Linked DNA regions of Homo sapiens: region 2 is linked to region 1. Evidence: chromatin loops called from intact Hi-C (ENCODE). Cell type or tissue: A673. All regions are shown on one strand.

Evidence for each region. A loop is a pair of places that touch in the nucleus more often than their neighbours do. Peaks named below come from ENCODE experiments on the same cell type or tissue, not always from the same donor. Only the 100,000 strongest peaks of a DNase experiment are listed, where the experiment ranks them.
Region 2: it touches region 1 in a loop (15-fold over the local background); 47 of 110 quality-filtered maps call a loop at or near these places.

The regions. Positions count from the first base shown.
Region 1 is chr3:146,813,175-146,821,174 of GRCh38, forward strand. No RefSeq gene overlaps it. Among named protein-coding and RNA genes, the nearest start is that of LINC02010, 100 kb to the right of the region's middle. In A673, a CTCF peak has its summit at 4,711 (motif pointing right); DNase peaks (open chromatin) are centred at 4,747 and 5,917; H3K27ac peaks cover 793 bases.
Region 2 is chr3:147,188,114-147,196,113 of GRCh38, forward strand. No RefSeq gene overlaps it. Among named protein-coding and RNA genes, the nearest start is that of ZIC4-AS1, 190 kb to the right of the region's middle. In A673, a CTCF peak has its summit at 3,855 (motif pointing left); a DNase peak (open chromatin) is centred at 3,848.

The DNA of each region.
Region 1 (8,000 bases):
GCAGAAGATCACAGAGGAAGTGGAACATGAGCTGAGCCCTGAAAAGAGAATGGAACTCCAACCAGTTGTGGAAGGGTCTTGACTGTCAGGCAAAGGAACTTAGAGCTGATCTGATGGTCACCTCATAACCTCCATATTCTCTTTTTGTCTTACTTTCTTTTGTGAAAGTCTTTTCTTAGTTTCCAAGTGTGGAGACTTCACTTACTTTGATTCAGAGGTTATCAGGAAATTTAAAAAAGTTTCAATCCAGCAGTTCATAGATTAAAAAATGAACAAGAAAACAGCAAGGACTGTTTTTTCTTTTTTCCCACTTTCATAAAGCTAAGTGAAACACATCAACTTTAAGAAATTCTCCTCTTTCTTAGGCCAAAATTAAGCTCTAAAGTTTAGAGGCAAGTAGAAAATCAAGCATAACTTCCCCTCTTGCTACAAACAAAAGAAAACAAACCTTGCAGCCAGGACAGCAGGAATCTGGCTTGGTAAAACTGCAATCAAAGCTGCTCTGTAGATCAGCCAGCAATGAATCTCAAGTGGTAATATGGGAGCATGCCACCACCATGATGCTTTCAATCCTAGTTAGCAAATACCCCCTTCTAAGATAAAATCTGTCTCCTATGAGTAACCATCAGGGCCATAAGGTTGACAAACCCAAACGAAAGCATCTTTTGTTATCCAAATGCCATTATAAATCACATTTTGTAAACAAATGTTGCTTAATATTACTCCTACTTTTTAACCAAATACAAAAAGTTTTATAGGTTCAAAAGTTATGTGTGTTCTGAGATATGTATACTAATGTAAAATGCATCATGATATGCTATTCATCTTTTCAAAGGTAAAATGAATATATAATTACATAACCATAAGTTAATCTTTCAGAGATATACAGAGAAATAGAGACATGCAACTAAGCCTGTGAAAAATATAAAGAAATGACAAAAATGTGAAGAAAAATCAGACTGTAGCAATATAATAAGGGTCATAGTTGTTTTCCTTTTCTTTTGTCTTTGTAAAAACTGAATAATTTAATTGTCAAGTACCTGAAAATTTGATACTAATTCCCTTAATTACATGGTACTAAAAATTTTCTTCCAAGGTTTCCATAGCATTTAGTTTAGCCAAAAGTAACCTTAGCTGAGGCAAATAGTTTTAAGTGAAAATTTATTTATCAAATACTACTTTGGAATTTTAGGAAAGGTTTTTTTTAAATTATAATATGGTTACTTTGATCACATTTAAAAATTAGTGGAAATTTTGAATAATGACAATTCCTGTGAAAGAAGCAAACAGCTTAGTATATATTATATCCAAAGTGCTATTAGCTTTCTTCTCCCTCTAAAAGAAATAAATTTCAATCATGATGAAGAATTGTTAAATATACTCTTAAGCAAGTACAAAAATAATTAAGGAAAATGGTTAGATTTCCATATTTCAGAGAAATGTATTAGTTTTATAATCTGTATAGGAGACTATATAATCAATATAGGAGACTCACTGAAAAAGTGGTCTTTAGGGTTTTTACCTTTCCTTTTATGTGATGGAGTTTAAAAAAGATGAAAGGCAAGCTTTTGTGTTTACATCTGGAGTATAAAAGCGCCTCAGTATGAGAGAAGGACATTCCATGAAATACTATGTCAGAAACATTCTCAGTCAGAATTCCAGAAATAGCAAGATGTTAAATAGATAATTAAAATGTCTTCAAGGTTTAAACCATAGGGACTTAGGTTTTTAATCATGTAGTGTATATTCATCAGAAGTTTTTACTTTTATCTTGATCAGATTTTGATGCTGTCTTTGGGGGAAGAAAGACCATGGTCTGTACTTCTGAAATTCTTTAGTTTGATAGGATCTGATATTAGCAGGCTCAACTCAAAATAGCTATCATTTTATTAGATGGCTGGCAGAAGCCTTCAGCAATGGCTGTCTTGCAAAAACAATGGGCTTCTCCATTTCTGATGAAATAGGAAAGCTGTGGGAACTTCTGTGTCATGGCATAGGAATTGTGTTACCCATGGTGTAAGATTTTTTCTTTTCAGGGAAGGAATCAAACAGAAGGATGTAACTAATCACAACCTTAATGTAAACAGACTTCATTCCAAATATATATTTTTTTAATTTAATGCAAATATAAGAGTATACATTTGGCAGCAAGGTGCTTATTCAATCAAAAAGCAAATATCTAAATATGTCTTTGATGATATACATTATCAAAGATGTGCAGCTTAGAAACTCACCCATTTCTATCTCCTGGCATATGTGGCATTGTTTTTTTCTACTTCATTCTCTATTTTGAAAAAGGCACCGCAAAGTATACTTCATAATGGTGGACATTAAAATTAAAACAAGAAAATTATCATACATCAACCTATTGTTAGTTTCATATTAAAATATGTGTTGCCTAAAGTTAGATTTAAGACTTAATTTGAAATATAGATGCATATACCTTTAATACTGACAACAGTCATAACGTCATTAGATATTTTTCTATACTAATTCTCATATCAGTCTTCTATCACATTATGCAAAAGTGAGTTGAAATTATTGTATTTCTTAATATTTGAGATTTAAAAATGAGATACTTCTCTAAGTCATAGTGAATGACAACATTGCAAATAATAATTAAATTTTCCTTAGTATTATTGCTAATGAAAAGGGAACAAAAATCATTATAGAACAAGATGTTTCAGGTAATTGATCCATCTAAAATCGCTCCGTATTTTACATAGAATAAATTAACTTACCTTTCTTGTTACATTGGATAAGAAAAAGAGAGGAATTGATAAAGAAATATATCAATGAAAATGTTCTTATTCATAGTGAGTTTTAAGCAGTAAAATTTCAGATTCTGTTTACATTTTAGTTTAATTGCTTGAATATACATGTAGGTGGAGAAAATACTAATTGTGCATGTTAGACTGGATGATTGTTTGGTAGAAAAGCAAAATGTCCTTTACTTGTAAAGACAATTTGTAGCATAATATCAGTTAAATGAGGACAATATGATTGAGGCTTTTAAAACATAATTCATAACTGGAAACTGATTTTTTTAAATTTAATAATAAGAGGTCAAATATAAAACTTTCTAAAAGCATCATTTTATAGTATGTATATGGATATATAGTATATAAGTTCATACTATTTAAATATATACCACAAAAATATAGTATAGGTAGAATTGACTTTTGATAAGATTTAGTTTATCTCAAACTCGTAACAATGTCTAAGTACACTAAGCAACTGAGTTTTCTATTGACATTATTTCAGGTCTAGTTTCTAATCTTATCAATAATGGAGCTGAGGCAGAGTAAAATTTAGACTTCTTTCATAAACATTATTAAAACTGAGGTTCACACCAAAATCATCTGGTTATAAAGGAGGATTTAAATGGATGGTATAATTTTTAAATATGTGAAACAAAAATCAAATTTACTATAGGCACAGAGGCATGGCTGCCTCGTCCTTTATTCTGTAAACATCGAGTCTTCAAATTCCATCTATATCAGCAAATGGTCAGTTTATCTCTTTCCATTCAAAATTCCTAAATTGTTTTCAGCTCTTTTACAAAATCTCTCTCAGTATGAAGTCTTGTCTGGATTTTTTTTAAAAAAAGTTTTGGATTTAATTTGGGGATCTTTTAGAAAAACAATAACGTGAGGTTTTAACTGAAGGAGAAGTTTGAATTAAATATTCTAATTTAAAGTAAGTTAAAATAAATATGTTATTGTGTTTCAATTCCATTGAATTATTGGTCTCAGATGTTCCAGAGTACAAAACGTATTTCAGGCCTGAGGCTATTTTTACACACACACACACACACACACACACACACACACACACACACACACTTAAAACATTCAGTTGAATAAAATAACATTGAAAAGACTTTTCATATTATAGGCCAGATAGCTTATCTAAATTTTCCTCTATTTAAAATAATTAATTACTGAATTAAACTTCATATTTTAGCAAAATGTCATTTATATATAAATAAATCATAAAATATACTTTTCATGAAGTTTTATTGAAATAAAATAATTCTGTCATAGCAATTACCTATAATTTCAAATATATTATATTTTAGTTAATGTTAATGAAAAGTAAAATTAGGTTGTTACCCATCAACTCTTTTAACTCAAATCAGGAATTTTAAATAACTAAGCTTGAATATTTTAAGCACAAACTCATTCATATCAATCAGACATAATTTTTATTTTGCCTTTTTGAGAAATGATCTAAATAATCATTTAGGAAAGAAGATTATAATTAAAACAGTATGCAATTTAATGTTAATCAGAAATTATATGATGTACAGTATCAGGTAAAAATATTCAAATGTCTTCCAAATAACAGAAGTAAAACTGAGAACAGTCTTTTAATAAAGGCTATTTTGCCTGGTAGGAAAAGATTGTTAGTTGTAAAAAGAAACCTTTTAAACTAATATGATGAGGTACATGTAAAAATTAATATTATGCTCTGATGTTCTCTCTAGTGAGTAGCCTAGGTTGATTTATTCATTTAGGTAATTGTGTTCAGCAATATTAGTAATTCACTGTTAAATTGAATTTGGAGAACGAACAATAAATTGAAACTGCAGTGATATTTCTTTCTTACTGTGTAACAAACAGATGTATTGATGTAAGTTCTGAGTGTACTACATAAGTTAAATTCCCTAGACTGTAATTTGATCAAAAGGCTTTAGACATTTACTTGAGCTATATTAGGCGGCTGCCATTGGATGGCAGTAAAATTCTACATCAATCACTTTAAGCAAAGTGAAGCTGGGAAAATAATGGGACTTTTCTTTTATTATTTAACAGCAGAATGCTGATTTAAAAGGCAAAGCTCAGGGGGTTGCATATATTGTGGCAATACCAACTAATTTTTTTTTAACTGTTTTGTTTTCTTCTCTGCTCTATTTAAAGGGAGATGCAATTTTAGAAAAATAATGCATAGTATTTTGTCACAGCAAGAGATGTTTTTGCTTTTCTTTTATGTAATAAAAATTTTCATTTTTTTATTTTTAAAAATAAGTCAATAAAGGGATATTAACAAATTATATATGATTTAAACCTTTGCACAGTATTAATGCCTAAGTCTTCTTTTTGTTTTCTTCTGATTGTAAAGCCCATGTGCATTTTGTTCCGGGTTTAAAGGCTGATTTATATAAAGAGCTGTAAATATTATAATGTCTAATTTTATTGAAACAATTTGAATAGAGAACAAAAATATGAAATCACACAGGAAATGTTGCTAACGATGATATTGCAGAAGAGAGTGTTCCTTCTCAGGAGGCCTTAAATTCTGTGCTTGTACACCACTGAAAGTAGTCAGTATTTTGCCCCTGAGATATGAAAGACAATATTGAATATTTCTGATCTTATGTTAATTTATGGTTACTCACGAACGATTCACAGGGAGGTACAGTCTGAAAGAAAATCTTTGTCATCTTAAACCTGTTGTGTTTATCACACAAAACTAACAGGAATAAATAGCACAGAGAACAAATAAAATGAGATATGTCCTAAATGCTATCTCACATAAGGAAATATATGTTCTTATGTCTCTTCTCACTCATTTAGAATTTTATTTGGTTAGAAGTTGGTAACATCAATTACAATTTATTTGGCAATAAAACGAACCAATTGTTTTCAGAAAATATTCAGGATGGTCTGACACAATCTGAGGGCGATTAATCAGGATTTCCTGGGATCAAACCACAGACTTTTCTGCTATTTATCTTTTCCCTCACTTTATGTTTAAAGTCTATTAAAAGTTTATAGTCTTCCAAAGATCATATTAGGCATTAAAATTCAGGCATCTCATTCCTGCCGCAAAGATTGTTAGAAGAAAAGAAAATAAATGGGTTATCATGAATCCATTCTCATCATGAAGAGTGTAAAAAGCATGCACAGTGGAACAATATTCATTTATTTTTACGACAATGCTCGAGAAGAGAAAAAAAGGAAGTGAAATAAACTTAGAGATATGTAGTATTATTACTTCCAGGCACAGGGAGTTAGAAAGGCTGGAATGAAATGCCTTAGTATGCAGAAAAGGGCATATTTAACTGTGTGTGTGTGTGTGTGTTGTAGGATGCCATTTTTTCAGGCTTTGGTTTATTCAGTTACTGAACATTTCTGATGCAAAAATTTGATTTAACATCTATTTAACTATTTGACAGTATTTTTAAAAGTTTATTTTATTGAATTTTTATGAGAATAAAGAATACATTTGCATGGTTTTTTACACTTGCCGTTCCCCAACATAACCTAGTGGAAATATACATATGTATATAAGCGAACCTCAAATATTTATACCTACAGAGTTTTAAAAGAAAAATATAATCAATTAAATATTTAAAATTTAGATATTTTGCATTTGTATGCAGGGTCAAAACAAAAGCAGTTCTTCCAATGAATTACAAAATTGACTGATGCTCTAGTCTCAATCCTAGTTTGGTTAATTATATCTATGCATTCAAAAAAATAAGCTGTTTTTACATAAAATGTAAGAAAACCTTTGCAAATACGTAACTTCATTTCTTTATATTGAGATGCTGTATATCCAAATGTAACTGATTATTTTCCTTAATTTAAAAAATAGCGATATGGTAAAATTTATTCTCAATAAGCAGGGCGTGCTGCAAATACTGTGTTAAATTTAATGGTAAAAATTATTTAAAGCACCCATTTTCTCATCCATAACTGTCATAGGAAATTTACTACAGACCTCTGAAGAAATTATGTGGCTTTATCCAGTTTACCTGTATAAATATAGCTTTTTATATTAAATGTTACAAACGAATGCACAAAATAGGATAGCTTAGCATCTATGATATCTGTTTTAGCACTCACAGTATGCTTTATACTCTTCTGATGCATATTCATTTAGTGTTATTAAGCCTGTACTTAAGCATAGTATTAAATGCTCACACTTTGGAGCTGAAATTTCTGGATTTGAATATTGGTCCTGAAAATGAGTAACTGTGTGACCTTGGGGAGTGTACATAATCTCTCTGTTTCATCACACAGACACTTATAAGGCAATGTAGTAAATTAAGTGATTAAGCTGTGCTTTGGCTAGAATAGAGCAGGTGGAAGAAGACACTCAACTCAGTCTAGCCTACAGGCTGCACATCTGCAGGAGGTTGGGCAATAGAGAAGCAATTCCATGAAGGGCATACCTTTAACTGGGTCTTCAAGAAGAATAGGAGTCAGCCATGGGAGGAGGAATATGAGAACTATAAGCAGGAGGATCAACCTGTGCAAAGGTATAAAACACAAGAAAATGTTTGTAATTCTTTCATGGCATAGGCATGAGATACATGTGAAAATTGAAACATGATCCTTGCCCTCAAAGAGATTTAAATTTATCAAAAAGAACCAAATAAGAGTACCTTTCCTATATACTATCTTATGCTGTAGTAGAATCTGACTTCTGTCATTTGATTCAACATGCAGATTATCCAGTGAGGAAAATAGGTCTGGGCTTTTATAATAGATTATATCTATATTTTAAATCTGGAAGCACAGAAAATAAAAAAACAAATAATTAGTCCAATTCTTACAGCTAGAAAAATGAGCATGTCTGGATTAAAAATCATCCTCTAATGCAAATAATACATCAATAGTGCTACACTGGAGTCACCATATTTTCAATAGAAATGTAGAATTTTAAAAATAATGAAAAGAGATAAAATTTATATGAAAGATTTTACCAACAGGCTATAAAATTGGTGGAGATTAGGCCAAAATGGTAGATTGCATAGAAATCTTCCAATTAAAAAAAAACTGTAAACATTATAACACCAAAGATATAAACCAGAAATTATGAGTAATTTTATAAGATAGCAAATAGTTGGAATTGGGTTAATAGAAAAACCAGAACTGAACAAATTATATAATGAACATAAGCAAGAAAAAGCTTATAAGAAGGCAAAATGCATTTTTTTATTTTAGTTGAAGGAATTTGCTATTTAAATTAGAAACTCATTAGAAAAT
Region 2 (8,000 bases), 370 kb after region 1:
TGTCACCCTCCGATCTTAAGCAATTGTGGAAGCTGACATTTTCTGTATCTTAATTTTAAAAGTGAAAAAAAAAACTACTGACAGTAAAGATATTCACTCTCACTCAAAAATATTTTGATACAAAGTATTGAAATTTCAGTTGCTGTTTGGGCACCATCTTCCCGTAGGATTTGTTAGGTAGATATTTCTATCTCCAAATCTACTCCAAAGTAGAAAGGGGAAACGTTGTCCAGATTTATCTATTATTTATTCATTAATTTAAAAAAATATTGACTATAAGCTATATACCAGGCACAGAGCATGTTCTGGAGAGAGAACTGTAAACAAGGTAGATTTAGTTCTAGTCCTCATAGGGCTACCAATAAGTGATAAAAATATATAAGTAGAGGTGTCTAAGCCTTGGAGACTTACAAAAAGTCATCTTCTGAGGCCACAACACATGCAAAATAATTACATGATACCTTGAATTAAGTTAACTACAGTAAAAAGTTCTAATAAGCATCAATCTTAATGAAACAAACATAACCATATGAGATTATGAAGCACAGCCTAGAAAAAACGTCCACTCATTCCACTTCATGGCAGAATCAGTACTAAAACTTGTTTTCTGACAGATTGCATTGCTTGATTAAACGAAACAATGTCATAGCCCAGAACAGTGTCAACTCAAATCCAGTTTAGTTATACACATTTCATTTCTCCTTTCTCTGTCTCTTCTAACTCACTCCAGCACTCTGCCTTTTCTGAAAAGAATAAATCACAGACAAGATAAGAGACAAAGATGGCATTGTTTTACTTATGGCTCAAGTCAAAGGGGACTTGCCCCTTGAATATTCCTGAATTTGGAGATATCTTTTATTTGATTTATTTTCTTTACATGTGATCAAAGAGAGAAAGCATAATGGCATCTATTTAGGAAGAAATTCTAACCATACAAAATAAATAGAATAAAACAGTGAGGTTTTTCTCTCTGGCTCACACATGTGAAACAATTCTAGGAAAAAAAAAAAGTAGTCTGCCTTCATTGCTCAAGAAAACCACTGACAAACTTTAAATAAATAAAGACTGCTGTTATTCACCTTAGAACATACCATGAAGTCACTCCTCAGAAATCACAAATCCAGATCTGTAGAAGGATCTCTTATGCATTAGAAGGCCCTAAATTGCCTCTTAAGAGTAAATTTCCTACGTGTCCATATTTTAAGTCAGAGCATTCCAGACACATACTCAAACTTAAGGCGAATATGTTGTGCCAGCTTCAAGTGAAAAAGTAAGAAACAACAAAACAAATTTCATCCGATACATACAGATTTACAAACTAGCATTTATCCCATAAGCATCTTTGTATCTGCCTCCTCAAAATTCTATTAAGTATAAACAAAGACTAGTTCAGAACGTCATATTTTAAAAGATGTAATTATTAATACATTCATAACTTAAAAGGAAATTGTAAACTCTTTGGCAACTTCTAAGTTAATAATTTTGTTGACAAAATAAGTCATAAATATTTTTTCTATTTTGTGGTGTTTTTTTAAATTGTGGTTTAAAAATAACATAAAATTTGCCATCTTAACCATTCTTAAATGTACAATATAGTAGTGTTCACTATATGCACATTGTTGGTCAATGGAGTCCTAGAAAATTTTCATCTTGCAAAACTTAAACTCAATGCCTACTGAATAACTCTCCTTTTTCCCCTGACCCAGCCACTAAAAACCACCATTCTACTTAGTTTCTAAGAGTCTGACTATGTTAGCTAAGAGTTTGACTATGTTAGGTACCTCATATGAGTGGAACATACAGAATTTATCTTTTTGTGATTGGCTTATTTCACCTACCATAATGTCTTCAAGAGTAATTCATGTGACAGAATTTTTTTATTTTTTAAGCCTGAATAATATTCCATTATATATGTATACACATATATGCAAATATATCATTGAGATGCTAATTTCAATTCTTTTGGATATATACTCAGAGTGAGATTGCTAGATGGTGTGGTAATTGTATTTTTAATTTTTATGAAGAACCACCATACTGTTTCCAAGAATGTAAAATGAATGCACCATTTTACATTCTTACCAACAATGTACAAGGGTTTCAATTTCTCCCCATCATTGTCATACTTGTTATTTTCTGTTGGTCTATTTTTTTTATAACGGTCCTCCTAAAGGGTGTGAAGTGATAACTCATTGTGGGTTTGATTTGCATATCCCTGATAATTAGGGATGTTAAGAATCTTTACATATTTTTGTTGGCCATTTACCTATATTCTTAATGTCTATTCAAGTCCTTTGTCTATTTTTTAACTAGGGTATTTGTTATTTTATTGCTCAGTTATAGAAGTTGTTTATATATTCTAGATATTAATACCATATCAGACATATGGTTTGCAAATATTTTCTCCCATTCCTTACACTGACTGTTCATGTTGTTGATTATTTCCTTTGTTGCCCAGAAGGTTTTAAGTTTGACCTGGTCTCATCTATCTATTTTTGTGCTTTTTTTGCCTATGCTTTTGGTGTCACATCCAAGAAATTATTGTTAAATTCAATGTTATGAAGATTCTCCCGTGTTTCCTTTTACGAATTTTGTATTTTTAGGTCTTATGTTTAGATCTTTAATCCATTTTGAGTTAACTCTTGTATATTGTGTAGGGTAAAGGTCCAGTTCATTCTTTTGCATATGAATATTCAATTTTCCCAATAGCATTTGTTGAAGAGACTATCCTTTCCCCACTGTGTATTCTTGGAAGCTTTGTCAAAGGTTATTTGACCATATATAAAAAATTTTTTTCTGGGGTCTTTATTTTGTTCCATTGGTCTATATGTCTGTTTTTATGCACGTGCCATACTGTTTTGATTACTGTGTCTTTCTAATATGTTTTGTATTATAAAGTGTGAGGCTTCTAGCTTTGTTTTTATTTCTCAAAATTGTTGTGGCTATTTAGATTTCTTTGGTATTTCATATTAATTGTAGTATTTTTTCTATTTCTACAAAAATGGAAATTTAAATTTTGATAGGGATTATTTTGAATATGTAGATTACTTTGGAGAGTGTGGATATTTCAACAATATTAAGTCTTTCACTCTATGAACATGAAATTTTTTCCCATTTATGTGTGACTTTTTAAATTTCTTTCAGCATTGTTTTCTAGTTTTCAGTGTACAAATCTTTTGCCTCTTTGGTTAAGTTTATCTCTAAGTGTTTTATTCTTTTTGATGCTATTGAATTTTTTTAATTTTTGCAGATTATTATTACTATATACAAACAGAATTAATTTTTTGCATTTTGGTTTTGTACCCTATAACTTTGCAAATGTGTTTATTACTTCTGACAGTTTTGGGGTTTTCTGAAATTTTTAGGATTTTCTACATATAAGATCATGTCACTGACAAACAGAACTTGGTTCTGTGTTTTAGTTTCTATTTCTTTGTTAATGTTCTAATTTTGTTCATGTATCATTTTCTTGATTGTTTAGCTTTCTGTCTGTATCCTCTGATACTTCATTCAGCTTCTTTAAAACAATTATTTTGAATTGTTTGTCAGGTAATTGATACATCATCTTTTCTTTCAGGTGGGTTTTTGAGATTTATTTTGTTCTTTCGGTTGGGTCATTTTTACCTATTTCTTTGTACGTGGTATTATTTTCTGGAATTTGTGCACTTGAAAAAACAGCCACCTCTCTCAATTTTCATGGTCTGGATTCTTATAGGGAAAACCCTTCACCAATCATCTTGATTAGAGAGCCTGAGGGTCTCTCAAGCTTTTTCTGGGAATCATGCATATAATTTCCCAATGGGAGAAGTTTCTTGTTTTATCAGGAACTTGTAATTTCTTGCTCCCTCTTGTGTATATCTGCAGTACTGCAAGTGCTCTGGTGCAACAAGCCCCTGAACTCTTGTCAGTGGCCCTGAGGCATCCAAAGTAGTTCAGTCCCATCAGTACCCCAAGTCAGGTGGGACAGAACCAGTCCACCAGGCAATCCCTGAAAAGACATAATGTTGGACACACATTTCACTCTTCACTTTCCAACCCAAGGGAGAAGCCACAGCTGGATATTCTCTTCTGATTGTGCCAAGCTGTGTTGGCATCTCTTTGGCATCTCTTTGTGGTACTGCAGCTTCTCTGGTACTGCAGCAAGCCACCAAGCTCTCTCTTTTTCTCAGTGACCTCCACACATCCTAGGTTTGGTCTCCCAATCAGACGAGACAGAAACTAGTTAGCACTCCCCATTAACATTCCCAATTAGACGAGACAGAAACTAGTTTCTCAGGTAGTCCCCCAAACGCTAGAATGTTAGACATATGTCTACTTCTACTTCCTTCCCAAGGAAGAAACTGTTAGTTGGGTGTCTACTTCCAATTGTGCTGAGCTGTACTTACTTGAGGGAAGGCTTACCATGGGTAAAATAAAATGCATTCTCTTCCCATTTCCATGTTGCTATTCTTACCTTAGAGCTCACCTGGGGGTACTGAGACTTTTTACTTGGTTTCTAGAGTTCTCCTAAGGGCTTTAAGGCTTTTGGACCATGTGTTGTTAAGCCAGAATTTTTGTGAAGGTATAAGGTCTGGAACTTCCTATTCTACCATCTTGCTGACATCACTATCATTGTATTTCCTAGTTTCATTTTTGTTTGAAAAATTTTAATAAGTATCATCTGCATACTAGTCCTAGGCTAAGTGTAGTAGAGCAAAGATAAATAACTTAGTGTTAGGATATTCATCATGGAATTCTATTGGTTTCTAAATTTTCTCAGGGGCAATTTGATTCTAGAATGACTACTAAGTCTTACACATATTTTTAAATTTAATTTATTTTTTAAATGTATAGTTACGATCTCCCTTAATTTACAGCTAGGTGTTCATTGTTTTTCAAATCTAAAATTTTAGAAGAAAAAAGATTTATAATAATTCCTAATAAAATAAATACAAAATACCATACATCATAACGTCAAACGATTTTATCTAATTTCTAATAACTTAAGCACTTTACATGTGTTATTACATAAACAAACTGAATTAGCAACAAGGTCACAGTAATGTTTTGTAGAGAAATCATGCATATTTCATCTGAATTGGGATTCCATTCTTATCAATTATTATATTTGATATTGTTAGATACAATTCTGGTACTATGCAATATGATATTAATAACAACTAAATTAATATAACTAAATAAGAAAATTTATATTTACATGGCCAGACACCTTCACCATCTGGTACTTTGTAATCAGTGGAAATAACATACCTATTGTTCTTTCATTTCAAAGTAATCATCGTAGAGCAGAATTTTATTCGGGGAAGGAATTGTTGTTCATTTGTTGTTTTTGTCTGTGTTTTGCCAGTTCCTGATTGCGATTTGATTTTTATGCCTTGTAATGGATACCTCTTGATGAAACTGCCTAGAGGCTCTCCTATTTGATGTTCCTCCTACCCAATCTTTGTGTAGTCATGTCATGGTTGTTCACTGGGCAGAATCAAATGAACAAAAAATAAACACCTAATCTAACCTGGACTTTCTCTATCTTGTAAGAATGTGTAACTGGAACTAAGAGACATTAATTTTAGACTTTAGGTTTATAATATGTAAGTTTATAACCCAGTTAAAAACAATATTAATCATATGAACTAAGAAGCACAGCATATTGATTTTCCAATAATTAAAAGTAAAATACATGAGGAAAAAAGGAAGCCAGACAAAGATTTGAGATAAAAAGCTTTGGGGGTTTCCAAATCCTTTATGAAGTCAACCTTTATTTCCACACTTGGGGTCTGTGAAGCCTCCCAGTAGCCTTATAATTATTTATTTTCTTTTTATTCAATGTAGGTCAAGTTGATTTCTGCTAAACTTAATTAACTCTTTGTATGCAAGTAATACTTCACTTTGAATAAGCATATTATCTATTCCAAGTGAATAAGCTAGATATTATGTAAACAGAAATAGTAAGTTTCAAATCGTCACTTTGATGTAAATAATGAATTCACCCTTTCTGGAAATCAGTTTATGCCTAGAAGGAAGTTAGTTCCAGGTAAGATCAAACCCAGTAATTTTTATAATAAAAATAACCTATAGTAACTTATTCAATTCTCGGTGGACTCCATCAACACAGTGCTGTTGGTGGAATCACCAATCTCCCCTGCTGACCATAGGCTGATCATAATATCACATAGAAAAGTATACTATTTAACTCAAGCAATGTTATGAACAGAACAGTTCTTGGTTGATTGTTCCATACACAGAGAGACCTTATCTTCCAGATATTAAAGGTCCTCTACCTAAATATGTTCCTCGAAATGAAACTTCAGCTCAAGTGAAAATTAACGATTCGTTAATAACATTGCCCAAAATGCAAGCTATCTTGCACTGTTCAGTGCCAGTCCTGCTTTTAACTGTAAGTTTCATAGGAAGAATATAACTCATCAGTTTGAGGAATTTCTCCCTCCCAGTAATTTAAAGGCTCCCCTACAGCTGGGGATGGAGCAGAGTAGGAAAGATTAGCTGTCATGAGATGAAAATTAGACTTTTTCTTCTCACAGTGCTAACGTCAGTGGCTTTCCTTGCTGGCAAAAACCTTTTCAACCTTATGATTAATTTTTATGTTTTAAGCAAAATGATCATCGTATGATGTCTTTTTTAATTGCTAGGTTAGATTTTGTCTTCAAACAAATCAAATTCCATTTAATAATAAATCAACTGGTCACTGGCTAGTTGCTTTCAGAATGACCAGTGTCTGTCAGTGTAATCAATCCATGTTACCTTACTTCATGCTTCAACTAAAGGACAAAGTTTTCTACTTTACCGAATCCAAAACAGGGTTTACTAAAGATTTTTCTATTACCAGCCAAAATCATCCTGATCCACTTCACCTCCCACTGCTTTCCCTTTTTCTGTTTACCCATCTTAGACTTCCCACTTCCTGCTCCCAAAATATTATGAGTATTACAACAAATACTGTCTGTTTGAGTGATCTTTCTATAGTCCCTGGTCTTCTTTAAGGAAAGTCAATATATAAAGCTCATAAAAATAGTTTAAAATAAAACGTACTTAGATGTAATAAACAAAGACTTTCATTGACTATAGAACTATGAAGCTAAAAACCTTTGCTTTGTGTTTATAAATCAAATTTTGGTTGGCACGGTGGCAGTATTTCTTGAATTCTATGCACACTTTTAATCGTTAAGCAGTGTGACCAAATGGCTTTTTTCTAGCATGTTTCCTGAATAAGGTGTCAATCAAACTGAAGGAAAATGTTTAATCTATGACATGGTCTATGGCCAGTTCAAGTTGACTTAATTTATCATCTTCTTAAGCTGGAGCTTTTAAATGTAGCCTAAGGACACAGTCCTAAGTTGTATAGCCCATATGGTGAAAGTATGGTTCTACTGCTATTAATATGTCATTGTTCATATCTTGTTGCAAAAGTAGCAGAACATAGAACATCTACAAACATAAAAGCACTGTTCTTGAGGAAATTCAGTTAGTCATCAGTTGTGTAAATGTGCAATTTGTTTTTACTATATAAACCTTGAAATGAGCCACACCCCAAAGGGTGCATCAAACCATCTGAAAGATAATGTACGGGTAAAAAATTCTACTGTGTGATTTTTCTTTTGAAATATCAGTTTAAAGATGTATATCAAGATGCATGCTTTAATCAGAATTTTAGATATCTGCATGACATTTAGAAAATATTTATGTAAATCTCATAATAATTACTGCCTGGAAATCAATTGAAAATGGACATTTATTTTCTGTGACATAGGGAAATTAAAGGAAATCTGGTGATCTGTAAATCTATTTCCTTCACCCAAATAGAACATCCCTCACAGTGTGCCAGCAAAGTTGATACATTTATTAAAGTGTTTCATGAAAAATAATATTCCATTGTCCAAGCCCATCATGTAGAGCAGTGCTTCTCAAATTTTAACATGCCTCAGAATAATCAGCAGGGTGATTCATAGATTGCTAAGCAACACCCTAGAGTTTCTTATTCAGTA